2 separate regions of the Homo sapiens genome follow, and region 2 is linked to region 1. The links are chromatin contacts, found by Hi-C or POLR2A ChIA-PET in ENCODE. All regions are on one chromosome and are shown on one strand. The core of a region is the stretch at or near the end of the contact, and the rest is flanking DNA. Distances in the headings are between cores, read along the strand shown. Region 1 overlaps PLCB1 (phospholipase C beta 1). Region 2 overlaps PLCB1 (phospholipase C beta 1).

Region 1 (6,448 bases), core at 2,670-5,169:
TATGGTAATTTGTTACAGAAGCCCAAAGTGACTAAGACATATTTATAATTTGTTATAGAAGTCCAAAGTGACTAAGACATATTTATGTATATTAAGACATATATTATGACATATTAAAACATATGACATATATTTATTAAGACATATATGTGTGTATAAATACATATTTATATATGTTTTAGAAATATATGTATGTATATACATGCATGGTCCTTAAACATGTGAAAGGAGGCTTAGTTTCATGCATAGGTAAGAAAAAGGTAAGTTAAAATGTATTGATCACATTTCCTGTCAAAGTGGCAAAAATAACAAGCTTAACAATACACTTTGTGGTGAGACTGTGTGAATAAAGATTCTGTAATACACTGCAAGGGGGGTAGAAAATGGTAAAATCTAAACAAAGAAAAAGTCTATGAAGATGTTAGCAAAACAAACAAATCTAGGAATTTATCCTGAAACTGAACTTTTGCATATGTAAAGGAAGGCATTTAAAAAAAAAATTGTAGCCTTATGCATAATAAAAAATAATGGAAACAACCTAAATGCTCATTCACAGAAGACTGAAAAAACTACAGAACCTCCATATAGTGGAGCAATATGCAGCTGTACAAAAGAATGAAAAAGATTCCCATGACCCATATGAAGAGGTATTGACGTTATATTAAGTAAAACAGGCAACCTATAAAAGCACATAGATAGAATGTTACATTTTGTGTAAGAAAGACTGAGGCAATTTACATATATTTTGAAAAAACTGGTGTCTCAATTCACTGGGGAAAGATGGACTTTTTATTAAATGAGATGAGAGGACTGGGTAGCTAGGTATGGGTTTGTGTGTGTGTTTCCTTATTTTTGTAAACAGAAACATGGTAAGGAAAACCAGAAGGTGGGTAGGAATAGGGTGGAAGGATATGGATGAGAGTGACTTCCCTGAGCATTCTTCTTTATATAATTTTGAATGCTGAGGCAAAGGAATATTTTATACTTTCCAAATGTAAAATTGATAAAAGCAATAGAGCATTTTAATCTCTAAAACTGAACGTAACTATAAATATATAAATCTAAGTGTATAGCAAATTAATAATATAACTCTATAGAAAATAATTTTAATAATCTTGGAGTATATATTCTTAGTGAAGCATACAATAAGGAATAAAGATAATTGCAAAGAAACGTTGGATTTTCTCTAGTGGACTTGTATTAGTAGCAACAGTATTTTTATTCTAGAATTATTTTGTGTAGACTATGACAAAGAAGTGAATACATTAATGCAGTAAGGAATCAAAATTGCCACTATACAAAAACAGATATACATGAAAGAAGAGGAAATGAGGAAGAAACCTGTGATAATGGATTGAATTAGATCTATTTGGATCTGTAATCTCACTGCTAGGATTACAATTTGAGGCATTACCAAAGAATAAAAACGCCAAATGAAGAAGAGATATCTGCTTCAGATTTACCTATAATAGCAAAAATAAAACAGAAATTGTCTACTCAAAAGTAAATAGTAAGTAGTTAATATGATTTCCAATCAATGCATTATTATTCAGCTATACAACTGATAAATATTAAAAATATTTAGAATCATGGCCATGCTTACAGTGTCATGTTAGATGAGAAAACTTTAATATGTTACGTATGCAAATATATAGATGAACACAGTTTGATCTTTGGGAAAATAAACAGACGATTGTGTATATCTGGAATTACTAAACCACGAAGGCAACTTATTTAGTTGAATTTTTTTCAAAGCAACTTTTTGTGTTAACAGTAGCATCAGATGTTGACAAAATTAAAGACTCACTTGCTGTTACTCTTCCCACCTTGTTTTTCAACTGGACTGAGCAACTTCCCATTTTTTTGAAATTGAACCTTTATTAAGGCAATAATTCAGGACTGGCCTCTAAAATAATTGGTTTTTCTCTTCTCAATCATACAACCGAATAATTTATTTAAGGCCAAGGACACATAATTCTAGTGTTGCAGTGTAGTGCTAGGATTAATAGTGCATGAAATTTTTGCCACATGCAACTAATACCAACTAATGCCATTAAAGCAATATGTTTTGGTTGGATTAAAAGAAATATTTTGAATCCCCTTGGATCCACCACAGATTGAATTTCTGTCCTTGAGTGAACGTTGCCACACCTTATTAATTGAGGTAAAGATGCCATCAACACAGTCAGATGATACTTCTGAACTTTCAGCTCCCCACTTCTGTAGTTATATGGTTTTAGATATATGATTTATTATCTAACATCTTGTTGCCAGAGAAACAAGCTCAACTTACAAAAGTAAGGCATGATTCAGCTCAATATATTACTTTTCTGTTACAACTTTGTAGTTTCTCTGTTTACAATCTAAACAGGGCATGAATATTAGTAAATTACAAGCCGAATATTTGAGGGACATGATTAAAAGAAGCTTGATGAGTTTCCAGACACTTGGAAGAGTTGTAAGCATTTACCAGGAATAATTTAGAATAACATGGTACAGTTAAGTATCAGGGGAAAATATATTTACAGAGAAGAGTATCCATCTATTATGACTTTCTATATTTTATAGTCTAGAATAACAATTTGTTTTTTTTTTAAAATGGGAAAAACAGATTTCTAGTCACACCTTCACAGTATTTCAAATGCTCTACAGTATCCTTCAAATAAATTATTTGACTTAAGAATTCTCAACTCAAACCATGAAATTTTGAGCAGCTAAGCATAAAATTAAATACTGAGTCTAGTTCGCTATTACTTACACAATTTATTCTTTAACATACTTTCTCAAAGTTTTATAAACCACCAACTCATGTGAAATATCCCACTCAATCATCTATTTTTATTTTAGATATTCTAAGAGCTATTCCTTTTCAATATTATGTATAGATAATTTATTTGAAAGCATTATTGACTTTAAAATTGTGTAAACTTAAAATTTAATTTTCCTTATTCAGCCATTCCACATTCTTTGGTATATGTGTAGGACAGAACTAATATAAGAGATCTTAAATTAATTTTATTTAGATTTTCATCTGGTATCCATAAGTAATAATATGTAGACAATGCCTTCTAAAGAATCTTTAATCTTCAAACAAAATTGCAAGCAAATTGATTAATAGAGAAGCATGTTTCAGAGACCCATAAAATAAAATAAATGTCTCATTAACTACTGCTTTCGACAGTAGAGATTTATCTATGGCAAAAATAATAAAGTCAATAGGTGTTCAATTTCCCATATTGTTTGTATGTACCTCAACCAAGGAAACTTCTTTTTAAACTCTTACTAAATTTATTTATACTAAGGTACTATAAGAATCAAGGAAAATGTAATTCATGCACAGATACAAAATGACTAATTTCAACTAAAGAGAGTCAAATTTAATTTTTAATTAACATTCATAGAAAGAAAAATTGTGTTTGCTAAACAATTTTAACCAGGTATTACAAATCTTGAAATAGTCTAGGAAGAAACGATTTAATTTAAAAGTTTAACATGACCTTACTATTTTTGAAATATGAGTGATGCTCAAAGCTTTTGAAAAATATTGTTAAAGATACCATTAAAAGTGAAAACTTTGCCAGATAGAAGCCTATATACTATAGATGGCAAATGCAAATACCTAAAGAAAAACATTGAGAATATGGATGATGCAACCAAGAGTTTAACTTGTCAAATAATGGCACAGCTTCAAGCCTATTAAACATATGCACTAATGGCCTATAGTTTTAAGGATAACAGTAACTACAACTTACAGATCCCCTATTATGAAATATATGTTATGGCCTTTAGTCCTCACAATAACCCTGAGAAATAGTACTATTAACTTCATTTTATGGATGAAGAAAGCAAGACATGAAGTTAAGCAACTTGATTGTGACCACATGAGTAATACTGGTGGAGCCTCTTAACCACTGCTGTTCCCCAGTGTGAGGATACAGAAGCAAAGCCTCACTTTCAGGGCATAAAAGTCAACTCCCATGAACCAGAGAATCATCAGACTTCTTTCTTTCTGCACACACACACCAGGAACCGAAAAGAAACTATGACTATTAAAAGTTATTGCTCCCTAAGTAAGTTCTACCACTTTTAATCTAACCTCAATTCAAGGTTTACCTTGACTTAAAATCCTTCCACAAAGGCCAAGTAGTACCAATTTTATATAAGTCATAAGATGTGAAACCATAGAAAAATAGGCTCTAGAAATAGTTAAGAGTGGACAGAGAATCTCACTCTAGTGGTACACTAGGCATTAGGCTTGTCTAAATGCCAGCATAGATTCCAGGTGCTATGGGAATAAATGAAATTCTTGTGTTTTGAGTAATATGTGGGCAATGCTGATGGTTTTCTGTCATAAGGTCTCAAATTAAAAAAATTAATTAGGTGGGAAGAATGCAAATAGTAAACTTTAAAATTCAAAACATCATAATATAATACAAGACAAAATTCAACATTATATTAATATTATCAAGATATATGAAAAAGGCCTTTCTGGTTTAGATCACCTAAGAACCTGTTCTCTAAACATCTTTAATAGGATCTGCACTACTGTGAAGACAAGCATCACTCATAAACTGGTGTTCTAGTTTATTAAGTGTGGTTAACTTCATAATAAATGGCTTTTAGAACATTTATATTAATCCTATGAGATGCTTGTGACCAAGAGACCCATAGTTAAAGAAAAAAGAAAGAAGTGACACTAACCCATGTCCAACACATCAAAAGCTGTGAGAAATCCTGCAATAAAGGAACCCTTAGCATTTCCCAAACTTATTTGACCAGTCACCCAGGCCGGAGTGCAGTGGTGCAATCACAGTTCACTGCAGCCTTGAACTCTGGACTCAAGAAATCCTCCCGCCTCAGCCTATACTGAGTAGCTGGGAGTATAGGCAGGCATGCACCACTGCATCCACCTATATTTTTTTTAAGAGATAGGGCTTTGGGTCTCAAACTCCTGGCCTCAAGCAATCCTCCTGCTTCGGCCTTCCAAAGTGCTGGTATTACAGATGTGAGCCACCACACCTAGATGACATTTTTATAGCATCTATTAGTATTCCAAGGAACTCACTTGGAGAAACAGTGAGTTTTGGTTTTGATAAAGTATTCTATATACCTGAGGAAAAAAAAATACAATAACTGTTCACAGAGCTATGCCCATTCATGGCAGGCAGTGATGAGCAAATTCTTCTCTCAAGCCCTCTGTTCTTACCTGAAATCAGTAATTCTTGGGTATAAATATAAAAATCAAGCAGCATTTGAGTACAGAAGTACCAGGTGGCATAGAGAAAATGTATTAGGTGTGTGAGGAGAATTTTCTGATCTTTTAATCTCAGTGGTCTTGTCTCACCTTTAAACACCAACAAACATACTGTCTAATTAGTTAGGTTATTCCATCTTCTTGAAATCTCTATGGACATTAATTTCAGGAGTTCCGGAAAACTTTATTTCATCATTAACAAATATCTGTTAAGTGGCAAATATGTTACTATCTTAATTGCCACTTTTCACATAAGATAAATGCCATAGATAGGAATTCTTTCATCTACGAAAATACCTACTATGGGTCATGTATCACATCCAAAGGCAGTGATATAGGATTTCACTTTTTTATGGTACATTGAAGGAATTTAAGAATTTTCAGCCATTTCCCATTCAAAGAAGACAAAACACAAATTTCTCAGAATAAACTGGTATACATTCCTAAGTTCCTTCCACTCTACCCAACTTACTCACAAATTGATATTACTATATCACACATTATGGCTGGCAAATCCATTTGAGAGATGTATATCATTTAGTTCTCCCAATAGCTCCATGATGGATACAAATATTACCTTTAGTCCCCAGGGATCATCCTGCTTGTCTCTTTCATTTTTTATGAGGAAGGTGAGATTCCTAAAAGATGGTATGACTCTACCCAGGTTATTCCATCAGCTGCAGTACCCAAATTAAAAACTAGTATCTTAGTCTATGTGTGCTACTATAACAAACAGACCGGCCAATTTATAAGCAAAGATCTGTCAGGTGGGAAATATTTACAGAAATTTATTTTCCACAGATGTGAAGGCTGGGAGGCTCAAAATCAAGGCGTAGACAGGTTCCGTGTCTGGTGAGGGATGCTCTCTGTTTCAAGGTGGCATTTCGAATGCTGTGTCCTCAGATGGGCCAAGGAGGAAGGGCAAAAAAGACTGAACCTTGAGTGAAATCTCTTTTATAAGGACCTTAATCACATTCATGAGGGAGGAGTTCTCATTGCCTAATCACCTTCAAAAGGCCACAACTTTAAATACTATTGCATCGGCGATTAAGTTTCAACATGAATATTGGAGGGGACGCAAACTTTCAAACTATAGGAACTCGCTGCTCATAAACTGGACAGTGCCCAGTTTATTATGAGTCCTAAAGCTGAAAAGGAATTGTAATGATATACTCCATATTTTCAGAGAATATT
Region 2 (6,448 bases), core at 1-2,500, 33 kb before region 1:
CTAAAATGCTCGAGACTGGCAGGAAGGTGTAGTTGGGTCACTTCTCCCACGAGCCTGTTCCTAGGGCAGAAGAGGGTAAGATACAAGCAAGTAAAGGGATTCATAGATATTGCTTGCGTGCATACAATAAACCTCCTCTCATTCTTTCTGGGGATAATACTGGCCTCTCAGAGGCTTTTAAAAGGCCCTTCTCTTCCAGAAACCTCCAATGGCACCTGAATCACACAACTAATCCACAAACCACAACAGATTCCATATTAACTGCCATGGGATAGCATTCAAACATTTTCCCCTGTATTTCTCATATTTCTGAGAAGTTTTTGTAGGAGATGCCAAGCAGAATGCTAGATGGAGGCCACAGAATCCCCTCACCTCTGACACTACGTTCTCCATCATTTCTCAAAGATGACCTGGACTACCTGGGTCCACAGTCACCAGCTTCCCCGAGAGATGTGAGCTCATTTGAACCAGGTAGAACTTCCTATTCAATCGGCCACAATTCCTCTACATGGCTCTTAAAATGCCTTTGCAGTGAAATCGTCGTTCTCTTGGGATGGGGAATACAAACCAGGAGTGAATAATCCTGTCCCATTTATTGACACTGCACACTTTTTCCCTGTGCTATTTTCTTTTATGTAAACACATCTATAAAAACCCTTACAGTTGGCTGGGCATGGTGGCTCATGCCTATAATCCCAACACTTTGGGAGGCCAAGGTGGGTGGATCACCTGAGGTCAGGAGTTGGAGACCAGCCTGGCCAACATGGCAAAACCACATCTCTACTAAAAATTCAAAAATTAGCTGAGTGTGGTGGCACACACCTGTAGTCCCAGCTACTCGAGAGGCTGAGGCAGGTGAATCGCTTGAACCCGGGAGACAGAGGTTGCAGTGAGCCGAGATTGCACCACTGGATTCCAGCCTGGGCAACAGAGTGAGACTCTGTCACAGAAAAAAAAAAAATGAAAACCCTGACTACCCTTACAGTTGTCCTCAGATTTTTTCTTTTCTTTTTTTATTAGAGAGACTCAAGTCATGGGGGCTGTTGTTGCTGAGAATGTCCTGAATCATTTGGACCCAACCTGGTTGTATCTGTTTTCCTTTGTTTTGAAACCATCCCTATAAACTTTATAAAATTAATCAGGGAAGAAGGTTGTGGGGGAAGAAAATAAACCAAACTTGCCACACATTCAGCACAAATTATTAGGTCAGCTTCCTCTGACCTGCTTCCTCATAGATGTTTGTGTATTGTTCTAGAATCACATAGACCCTGTTACACAAGATATAGTTTCCCTCAACTGCTGTACAGATAACAACTTGAACATTATGAAACATTCAGTTTTTCCTTTAAGATATTCTTTCAGGTCCTGCATACCAGTAAAACTACTGACGCCAGCTGGTCTATAGGGCTCCAAGAGAAGCTGACTTACCAAATAATTCATTTTCCAAAACCTGATGATTTTATCCTCCTTACTCCAACCAATCAAGAATCCCAAATTTCCAGCCCCTCACTCTTCATAATCCCTTTAAAAATCCCAGCCCAGAACTCCTTCAGGGAGATGGATTTGAGGGTTTCCTCTTATCTCCCTGATCTGCACTTGCAATGATTAAACTCTTTCTCTGCTGCAAATGATTTGTTACTGTGCAAATGGGCATACGAACCTGTTGGTCTTACAACAGTTTTACTCAAAGTCTTTTTAAAATATTTCCCTCACCAGGCAACTCCCAGCAAAGCCCCTACCCTCCATTCAAGTTCCAGCTGATGTCTGTATTTTTAACTCACTGAAGTCCACTTGTAATTAGAGAATCAGAATTCAAGGTTTGAATCTCCAAACCCTTAGAAGCCAGGTTTCCTTTTAGATTTTCTGCTTGGGAGAGCAAACAGGACTGTCCATCAGTCTATGCTACAAATCTGAGTATGTCCAGATTTCTATTCTTCATTATTATAAAACCATCTTGATATAATAATCTTTTTCTGGCTGGGCACAGTGGCTCATGCGTGTAATCTCAGCACTTTGGGAGGCTGAGACGGGCAGATCACCTGAGGTCAGCAGTTCGAGACCAGCCCGTCCAACATGGTGAAACCCCATCTCTACCAAAAATACAAGATTACCCAGATGTGGTAGCAGGTGCCTGTAATCCCAGTTACTTGAGAGGCTGAGGTCAGAGAATCCCTTGAGCTCAGGAGGCTGCAGTGAGCTGAGATCACGACACTGCACTCCAGCCTGGGTGACACAACGAGACTCTGTCTCAAAGTAATAATAATAATGGTAATCTTCTTCCATTTTATGTGAGTTTCTCATTCTCATCCAGTTCATATTTCTTTTCTATGTCCTGAAAAACTCAGCCTATATGTATTTTTAAATATATTTTATTGTATATATTTGAGGTTTATGACACGATGTTATGAGATACACAGACAGTAAAATCATTGCTACTTTAAAGCAAATTAACATATCTATCATCTCACATGGTTACTTTGTGAGTCTGTGACAAGAGCAGCTAAAACCTACTTATTTAACAAAGAACCCCAATACCATACAGTTTTACTAACTACAGTCCTCATGTTGTAAATGAGATTTCTAGACTTGCTCATCCTACATATCTGCTGCTCTGTGCCCTTTGACCTGCATCTCCTCACTTTCTGAAGTTTTGAAGCACAAACTGGCAAAGAAAGGCTTAAATTTAAATTTATTTTAGCTGAAACCTCAATGGAAACCTCTGTTTTCCATTCTGAGCTTCAATTTTGTGGTCTGAGCAGGTGCACGCACGTGTGTATCCAAACATACCAATAAGCAAAACCAGTGCGCGTGGTCGGTTTTCTGCGAACAGAGTGCAAATCAAATTGTAACAGAGTTCCTATTCTCTGAAATACCACTGGAAAAGAAATAGAACTTTTTTTTCTTTTAGGATTATGATTGATTTTAGGCCTTGTCCAGAAACTACTGAGAGTTAAAGTAGCACATTTCTCAAGGAGTTGGCCCTTAGTGAAGAGCGATGGCTGTGCTATGTTTCATTTTTCGCCAACCATCCTTCCACGTTTCAGGAAACAAAATCACATTTCATCGTGTCCCTGGCTTTTCCAGGCAGAAATGAAGCAGTGCTTCCCATGTTCCTTTCAACTCAGCTAAAAAGTGGGCTCTGCTGACATATGTGCCAGAAAAGTGTCACCATAAAGCTCAAAGTGAAAGAGGGGTGAGCTTAAGCAGGTTTCCCCATTGCCTGCTGGAAGATACCAGAAAAATGAGAAGGAAGTTTCAAAAACAGCACAGAAGTGCTCTCACATGGAGAACTTTTCTCAAAACTTTTTTTTTTTTCTGAAATTGGATGTAGTGAAGATCTAACATGGAAGCCCATTGCAAAGGAAAATCCAGAAATACAGCCTTAATGAGCGTGGACATTGCTGCTGATGGTGTGGAAAAAATTGTTTTGCACTTAGACCACCATAGCTGGGAATCTCCTCATTGCCTAGGGAGTTTACAGTCACCTAATTTAGAGGCAAAGAATATGAAACTATGTTTTAAGGAAGATAACATGATTTTTTTCTTTTCTTTCTTTTTTCTTTTTTTAAATAGAATCCGTTTGTGGAAGGGTGATAAATATATTTCCCTTTAGAACTTTGCTACTCAGAGTGTGGTCTATAGCAACACCCAGGGCCCAGTTTGAGATACAGAATCTCAGGTGCCCCCTAGACCTGGTGAATCCACACTGGCACATACAGGGATGTGGATGCACTTTATAGTTTTAGAAGCACTGCCATAGATAACATGATTGAGGCAGGAGAATAGGGCCTGGAGGCAGGGAACCTAAGACTGTTTCATGCCAATTTCCTGGAACTAAATTGAAAGGAAAACCCTAACTTTCCACGCCTAAGTTGACCTTTTCTATGCGGCAGATGGGAAGTTGGCTGTCTGCAATAAATCAGACTGATTGCAGGTCCAGTCTTCCTTGGCAACTTTGTAACTTCACCCTAGCCTCTGATTGGTTGCAAAAAGCAGCCAAGGACAGAACGCAGCCCAGAGGATTCATGTATCTTAAGTTAAAAAAAAAAAAAAAACACCTCAGAATGCAGGTCATTGGTTGCAAAAAGCAACCAATCAGATGTTTGCACGGGAGTGTGACCTTTGTAACTTCACTTCAGCCTCTGGTTGGCTGTTTTCTGCAACCAATCAGACCGATTGCAGGCTACTGCTTCAGTTACATGAGGTGAGCACGAAGTGGCCAATGGGAAACTTCTAGGGGGTATTTGAACCCAAGAAGATTCTGTATTTGGGCCCCTGAGCTGCTGCTTGTGGCTCGAGTCCATTCCCACACTGTGGAGTGTACTTTTGTTTTCAATAAATCCCTGCTTTCCTTCTTTGTTCCTTCATTCTTTCTTTGCTCTGCTAGACGTTTTGTCCAATTCTTTGTGCAAAACGCCAAGAACCTGGACAACTTGCAGTCACCACCCTCTACTGTTAACATGATCTTTCTAAGTATTTTGGTGGAAGACTTGCTAAACACATAGTATTTGCTTGCTAAATACGAATGCTAGGCCATCTTTGCTCAATTCATTCTGTAGAAATGATATTGGGGATGACAGAATGCAGCACAGAGGACTCATGTATCTCAAGTTAAAAAACAACAACAACTCAGAATGCAGGTCATGGGAGTTAGTGAAAAGAAAGAGACACTCATTTGGTCTTGTATCAAAATTCATTTCTACTAAAAAGGTGAGGGAATTGCCAAATGAGCCTCTCCATACTAAAAGAGTGCTGCATCATAGAAATAAAAAAAAGTAATTTAGTCTCAACAAAATAATACATGCTTATAGTGTAACCAAACAAATACCCTGTTGCCTTTCAAATGTAAAGATATGTTATCTGAGACCCCTAAAAATAAACATCTGGATTCCCGTCCTATGACTCAAACATGAATCTTCACCACAACATATTTTTCAGTATTGTACACTCTTGCTCTGCTCTGTGTGGCTTATCTCGTAACTCATGGTCCTTGAAGTAAATCCATCACTACACTGTGTGTGGTGGGGGAGGAGGGGTGTGGGAGTGTTTCTGTGTGTGTGTCAGGTTTTTGAGAATAACCTGTAGGCCTACCAAGGCCAATAAGGAATTGTAAAATGGAAGGAGTGAGCCTAATTTCCAGATTGTGTGGGTGACCCCTCTGTTCTTCCAGAGGGCAGTCTTGGTAAAACACAAAGCCTTACTTTAAATCCTTGGTCTCAAGCTCTTGTGCATGTATTTACACTTTCAAATTCAATTCATTTAGCTTGCTCATCTATTTATTGTGTGTATTAAATACAAGACACTCTAGGAAGCTCTGAGCGATGCATAGATGAGTGTGATTAGGACCCTGCCTCATGAAATTTGAAGCCAGGTGCAGAGATTAATGGAAATAGAGCATCTGCCAAATTTAAGGGGCAGAACTAGTCTGTTGTTAATTTGAGTTTCCTCCCAGTCATAGTATAAATTGCTTAATCTTACTTGATTTATTATCCTGAAGGAAAAAATGTCAATCTAGCACAATTAGATGGTATAATGAATGTCTTAGTTTAGCTTCTGAGTATTCTTAAAAGCAGAAGTTTTTGTCTCTCTGAGGACAAATACGAATTTTATTCAAAATATTGATATATAAAAAATTCTTCAGATCCTGGGACATGCTACAAGCATTAGGTAATCAGGGGTTTTCCAATTATTGGCTCCTTCTCACTCAAGAAATTTCCTTGGTCATATCAATCCAGATACCTCATCCCCAGTAAGCTGTTTACGTACCACTCAGCACACAGGATAGGCACATAACAATTTAACCAGTAATTAAGGAAATGATTTTGGTGGAACATTAATATCATAGGACTCACTTCTTTAAGAACCTGTTTTGCTTTAAACATCATTCCTTTATTCATTCATTCAGTGTGTTATGATCTATTGTGTGTCAGGCACTGTTCTAGGAGTACAGGGAAGAACAAAACAGATCAGTCCCTTATGTCTTGGGGCTTATGAAGTAGGTGGGTGGGCAACTGACAATGACATGCAAATAAATTATTCAAAATAAGATCATCTTAAAGAAGGATAAGTGCTGTAAAAAAATAAAACTGGTTAAGTTGTAGATGACAGTTGCGGTGGTTGCAGCTAGCTTATTGGAGTCACTTTGTTTATCTGATAAATATGTATATAGTGTTTGCTCTGTGCCAGAACTATACTAAGTTCTTCACAAATATTAAATCATTTGGTCTTCCAAACGTTCCTGTGAAGGAAATATTTTTATCATTGCCATTTATAAATAGGGAAACTAAGGCACAGAAAGGTCAAATCACATGTGCTGGGTCACTGGGAACTAGGCTCAGATTTGAACCCAGAATCAATAATTCAGAGTCTATGCTACAGCCCCCTCTGCCATCTGGATTGCTGGTAACGCTGACTGGCATGACCATGAAGTCACTGGAACCCAGCCTAC

Evidence for each region. Hi-C counts contacts between places; a loop is a spot of excess contacts on that map. ChIA-PET counts read pairs that join two places held with the same protein, here RNA polymerase II (POLR2A). Pooled maps may share reads with other maps.
Region 2: a loop to region 1 is called in a map of CD14-positive monocyte, with 3 times the contacts of the local background. The contact joins two enhancer-like sites. A Hi-C loop is called at or near these places in 5 of 168 maps with a recorded cell type or tissue (CD14-positive monocyte, HepG2, OCI-LY7 and 2 more) and 2 of 50 pooled maps. POLR2A ChIA-PET finds 5 or more read pairs at or near these places in 2 of 52 experiments (OCI-LY7 and endothelial cell of umbilical vein).

What each region holds. Positions count from the first base shown.
Region 1 is chr20:8,391,967-8,398,414 of GRCh38, reverse strand. All of the region lies in intron 3 of PLCB1 (phospholipase C beta 1), which reads right to left. Among named protein-coding and RNA genes, the nearest start is that of PLCB1-IT1, 150 kb to the right of the region's middle. Within about 2 kb of position 3,919, at least 2 of the 41 ENCODE cell types and tissues checked have a DNase peak (open chromatin) inside an H3K27ac peak, as active enhancers do; they include CD14-positive monocyte and OCI-LY7, where a contact is called at or near this core.
Region 2 is chr20:8,422,738-8,429,185 of GRCh38, reverse strand. The region is part of intron 3 of PLCB1 (phospholipase C beta 1); the gene reads right to left. LOC124900459 (a long non-coding RNA gene) reads right to left here. Exons shown (of 2, transcript XR_007067518.1): 2 at 1-6,448. Among named protein-coding and RNA genes, the nearest start is that of PLCB1-IT1, 180 kb to the right of the region's middle. Within about 2 kb of position 1,250, at least 2 of the 41 ENCODE cell types and tissues checked have a DNase peak (open chromatin) inside an H3K27ac peak, as active enhancers do; they include CD14-positive monocyte and OCI-LY7, where a contact is called at or near this core.